Regions from separate parts of the Homo sapiens genome. Here region 1 is linked to region 2. Evidence: read pairs that join two places in POLR2A ChIA-PET (ENCODE). Cell type or tissue: PC-9. All regions are shown on one strand. Links, peaks and the distances in the headings refer to the core of each region. The heading gives the core; the rest is flanking DNA.

The links. Peaks named below come from ENCODE experiments on the same cell type or tissue, not always from the same donor. Only the 100,000 strongest peaks of a DNase experiment are listed, where the experiment ranks them.
Region 1: POLR2A ChIA-PET joins it to region 2 with 6 read pairs; 2 of 35 experiments call an interaction of 5 or more read pairs at or near these places.

Annotation. Positions count from the first base shown.
Region 1 is chr3:140,528,202-140,531,028 of GRCh38, reverse strand. All of the region lies in intron 8 of CLSTN2 (calsyntenin 2), which reads right to left. Among named protein-coding and RNA genes, the nearest start is that of CLSTN2-AS1, 21 kb to the right of the region's middle. In PC-9, for the core only: no CTCF peak of the experiment used is centred there; a DNase peak (open chromatin) is centred at 1,738; H3K4me3 peaks cover 439 bases; H3K27ac peaks cover 2,500 bases.
Region 2 is chr3:140,661,593-140,664,419 of GRCh38, reverse strand. The region is part of intron 1 of LOC102724068 (a long non-coding RNA gene); the gene reads left to right. Among named protein-coding and RNA genes, the nearest start is that of TRIM42, 15 kb to the left of the region's middle. In PC-9, for the core only: no CTCF peak of the experiment used is centred there; no DNase peak of the experiment used is centred there.

The DNA of each region.
Region 1 (2,827 bases), core at 285-2,784, 130 kb after region 2:
GAACACAGAGTGCAGGGCTGATAGACTAGTAGAGAACTACATATCTGAATCAAGCACCGAACCCAAAGAGGTAGGAGCACCCTGGGCTTGGGGTTTGCAATCAAGGATAGCCAAGCAACAGAGGTAACCTGGAATGCGGTTCACATCCTGAGGATATTCCCAGAGGTATCTGGAAATCTCTGGTCAGGCCCTGGGCAGGGAGGAAGTGGGTGACAGTGAGGTAACCCTGACCATACCCCATGCCCTGTGGAATGTAGGTAGAGTGCCAAGAACCAACCAGACAGCACTTGGGGGCTCCCCCATCCTGGCCTCCATCACTGCCCTCACGGTGACCATCCTCTCTGTGTGACTGGCATGTTGAATCCATGTGCTTTAGCTGGCTCTACAGCAATCCACATCTGCTGAAGCTGGATGGAGAATAATCCTCTGGCATTATTTCATTTACAACACTTAGCATTTTGGTAGGACAACATAAACAATTGCAAAGAAGAAGTAATTCTATAACTCAACAGTAGCAGCATCCCCTCTCAACATTACAATGTTTTTCCTAGGTGTTTTTTCTCCAGTTCTTCCAAAGTATGCTAGATTGAACAACAGCCCCCATGATGCGCAGCATAAAAACAGTGATTCTCAAACTATAATAACTTTTCAACCTTACTGAAAAATAGAACTTTTCTATTTATAGCATTCCTATAAACATCCGTGAAACAACAGCTGGGAAAGGTCTATTTGGATCACACTGCATAAGAATTTGAGAGTTTGCATATTTCATGTAGCATCAGCACTAAAATGCCTTTAAAAATTTCATTTTAAGTAGCTGTGTAATATGGCTATATACTATACTTATTTCCAGATATTAATTATGTAACAGCTATTATAAATGGTATTATAATGAATTTCTTGTGTATAAATATTTGTTTGCATTTCTGATTATATCCTTAGGAAAGATTCCTGGAAATGGAATTACTGGGTCAAAGGCTGGAGGTATTTTTAAGACTCTTGATACATATTATCAATGTTTTTTTCTGCAAAGGTTACGCCTATTTATACTCCTACTCACAGAGGTTAAGAGAGCTTATGCATGGCACCCTTGCCACACTGAGTAATAAAAAATAAATAAAAATCCTGTTACTATAAAAGGGACACATTTTATCTCATTTTAATATGGGTCACAAAAGATGGCAAGATTTATATTCTCCAACATCAACAGGGAGAGCATTGTTGGTGTGAAGAACAGCCTCAGCCAAGAGTCAAAGGTAGGAATGCTTGGGAGCTGCCCCAGTGAGCTCCTAATTGGGCGTCTAAACAATCTTTTAGCTCATACAAAGCTTATGCCTGCAGAGTTTTTCCACCAAGTAATCTGTGACAGCAGCTAAAGGAAATGCCTAATTAGGGTTTTATAAATGTGGATCTATGATCAGGAAGAGACCTACATTGACCCTCTGCTAGAACTGCAGGGACAAACTGTAATTGAAAAATGATCAAGCCAGGAGGCAGCTAAAATAAATGTGTCAATGCATAGTTCAACCAAGAAAGAAGAAAATTCAGCAAAGTGACCTTTCCTTGGGGGAGAGAAGAACTTCAATTCCCGACTGTTCATGAATCACTGGTGTATCCAGCCGCACCAAGTATGTCCAAGCTCCAAGAATGTCTGACACCATCCCCCAGAATGATGCCTGAGGCCTTGCCTAGTCCAAAGACACATGAATCTCTGGACACCTGCAGATGTACTCCCACGGCAGGCAGCTGCAGCATAGCTGGTAAGTGACTCAGAGACCAGAGACCCAGGGATACACGTTCAGGAAGGGTAGCAGGGACAACGCCAAAGGAGGTCTGAGTTAGGAGTGTGCTGGAATTTCAGTGTGAGTCAGGGGCCAGGGAAGCCTCCCATGAGATGAGGAGGAGAAAATCAGGTGAGAGGTTCTCTGTGTAGTTTCTGACTGGTTGATCCAAGTGTTATATAAGTGGCCAAATTGGAAGTTCTGCCTTGGTTTCCTCAGGAAATCAGGTGTTTTTGAATGCAGCTATTCAACATAAGATACATTCACCTACCAACTACTATCTGTCAACTATTATGTCTACTAGGTGCTGCAAGAGATACAGAAGTTATGAGATAGGTCCTTTGCTTTCAAGATTTTCAATCTAATGGAGGGGCTGTATCAAGTACACAAAATCTTCAAATGTAATGAAACTTGAGATAAGTGTTGTAGACCAGGTGCAAGGCACTGTGAGGTCCCAGGGAATGGAGAGATTCTTCTCACCTTGGAGAAGGTGGAATTTAGGGTGGATATTGAAGAACTGTTAATATTTCATTAGGAATAGATGGCAAGTAATAAATTCTAAGGCAATGAAGCAGAAACCTCTTATTCCTCTATTCATTCATCTTTTTTTTGTCAGAGGCACTAGGTTTGGGGACATATAAAGATATACACATTCACTCATTCGTTAACTCCTACAGACATTTACTAAATGCACGTCCTACTTTGTGAACAAAAAAGCACCCGCCTTTATGGAGCTTATAGTCCAGCCATGGAATTGACAAAAAGGCTTATAACAGATCGGGATTCATATCCAGCACAGATTTGTGCAAGGTGCCATGTTAACCCTGTTGAGGTAGATGAGGATGACAGAGTTTGGGGTTGTCAGGCTGCATTTGCAAAAGGTGAAGAGTGTGCAATAAGGCTGCAAGGAGAGATCTGAAACTGAGGACTTGGATTGCTTTTATTCTGTAGGCAATGGGAGATCTGGAGGCTTCTAGGTGGGAGAAGCGGGTGATAGTCATAAAAACAATCCATCAGTCTTGGAACATGCTTTTCAGTATTGAAGC
Region 2 (2,827 bases), core at 113-2,612:
ACGGTGTTCCCTTGATGTAGTACTCTGCCCATTTTCCTAGGGATGTGGCTTCCTGAGAGCCAAGCTGTAGTGATTGTTATCTCTCTTTTAAATCTAGCCACCCAGCAGGTTTACCAGGCTCCGGGTTGCTACTGGGGGTTGTCTGCACAGAGTCCTGTGATGTGAACCGTCTGTGGGTCTCTCAGCCATGGATAACAGCATAGCATTTGGGCTGTCTCCTGGGTCCTGCAGGAGCAATCTGCTTTCTTCCGTGGATATGTGGGTTCCCTCAGCTTTCCTGACTTACTTGTGCGGTGGTTCTGGAGTAAGAGTTCATAATGTGAGACTCCACAAGCTCCTCTGTTCGTCTGAGTGGAGCTACAGTTTAGTTTTGCCTCCCATCTGCCATGATCCCCTTTTGCCCATTTTTAAATAGCAGTATTAGATGTTTTCCTATAGATGTTGTTTGAGCTCCTTATATATTCTGGTTATTAATCCCTTATCAGATAAATAATTTGCAAATATTCTCTCTTATTCTGTGGGTTATCTCTTCACTTTGTTAATTGTTTCCTTTGGTGTGCAGAAGGTTTATAACTTGATGTGATCCCATTTGTTCAGTTTTGCCTTGGTTTCCTCTGCTTGTGGGGTATTCCTTAAGAAATTTTTGCCCAGAACAATGTCCTGGAGAGCTTCCCCAATGTTGTCTTGTAGGAGTTTCATAGTTTGATGTCTTAGATTTAAGTCTCTAATTGATTTTAATTTGATTTTTCTATATGGCGAGAGATAGGGGTCTAGTTTCATTTTTCTGCATAAAGATATTCAGTTTTCTGGCACCATTTATTGAAAAGACTGTCTTTTCTCCAGTGTACATTCTTGGCACCTTTTTTGAAAGTGAGTTCACTGTAAGTATGTGGATTATTTTCTGTTTCATTGGTCTCTGTTTTATGTCAGTACCATACTGTTTTGGTTACTATAGCTCTGTGTTACAATTTGAAATCAGGCAATATGATTTTTCTAGTTTTGTTCATTTTGCTCAGGACAGCTTTGGCTATTCTGGGTCTTTTTTGGTTTCATATAAATTTTTGGATGATTCTTTTTCTATTTCTGTGAAAAATGTTATTGGTATCTTGATAAGGGTTGCATTAGATCTGTAGATTGCTTTGGGAAGTATGGACATTTTAACAATATATTGACTCTTTCAGTTCATGAATATGGAATACCTTTCCATCTTTTGTCTCCTCTTCACTTTCTTCAATAAATGTTTTGTAGTTTTCATTATAGAGCTCTTTTACTTCTTTGGTTAAGTTACTTCCTATGTATTTAATTTCATTTATAGCTATTGTAAATGGAATTACTTTATTGATTTCTTTTTCAGATTGTTCGCTGTTGGCATATAGAAATGCTGCGGATTTTTATATATTGATTTTGTATCCTAGAATTTTACTAAATTTGTTTATGAGATCTAACAGTTTTTTTGTGGACTCTTTAGGTTTTTTCAAATATAAGATTATATCATCTACAAACAAGGATAGTTTTACTTCTTCCTTTTCAATTTGGATGCTCTTTATTTCTTTCTCTTGTCTGATTGCTCCAGCTAAGACTTTTAGTGCTGTGTTGAATAACAGAGGCGAAAGTGGGCATCCTTGTCTTGCTTTAGATCTTAAAAGAAATTCTTTTGGTTTTTCCTTATTCAGTATGATACTAGTTATAGGTCTGTTGTATATGGCTTTTACTATGTTGAGGTATGTTCCTTCTATACCCAGTTTCTATGTCTGGGTGCTTTAGTGTTGGGTGCATATATAGTTACAATTGTTATATCATCTTTCTAAATTGACCTCTTTATCATTATATTATAACCTTCTTTGTAACTTTTTACAGTTTTTGTCCTGAAATCTATTTTCTCTGATATAAGTGTAGCTATTCCTTTTCTGTTTTGGTTTCCATTGGCATGAAATATCTTTTTCCATCCCTTTATATTTTAGTCTATGTGTGTCTTTATATGTAAAATGTGTTTCTTCTAGGCAACAGATTGTTAGGTCTTGCTTTTAAAAGATTCCATTCAGGCACTCTGTCTTTTGATTGGAGAGTTTAGTCCATTTACCGCCAATGTTCTTATTGGTAAGTAGGAACTTACTTCTGCCACTTTGTTATCTGTTTTCTGGATGTTTTGTGGTCTTGTCTTCCTTCTTTCTTCCTGTCTTCTTTTTAGTGAAGGTGATTTTCTCTGATGGCCTGTTTTAATTTCTTGCTTTACATTTTCTGTGTATCTGTTGTATGTCTTTTGACTAGAAGTTACTATGATGCTTGCAAATAATATCTTATAACCCAATTGTTTCCCCTCAGCTTTTAAGTTCAGGGGTGCATTTGCGGGATGTGTGGGTTTGTTACATAGGTAAACATGTGCCATGGTGGTTTGCTACACAGATCATCCCCTCACCTAGGTATTAAGCCCAGCATCCATTAGCTATTCTTCCTGAGGATATCCATCCCTGACAGGACCCAGTTTGTGTTGTTACCCCTTGTGTTGATGTGTTTTCATCATTCATCTCTCACTTATAAATGAAAACATGCAGTATTTGGTTTTCTGTCCCTGAGTTAGTTTGCTGAGGATAATGTCTTCCAGCTCCATCCATGTCCCTACAGAGGACATGATCTCATTCTTTTTATGGCTGTATAGTATTCCATGGTGTATATGTATCACATTTTCTATATCCAGTCTGTCATTGGTGGGCATTTAGGTTAATTCTATGTCTTTGCTATTGTGAATAGTGCTGCAAAGAACATATGGATGCATGTATCTTATTAAAGAATGATTTATATTCCTTTGGGTATATACCCAGTAATAAAA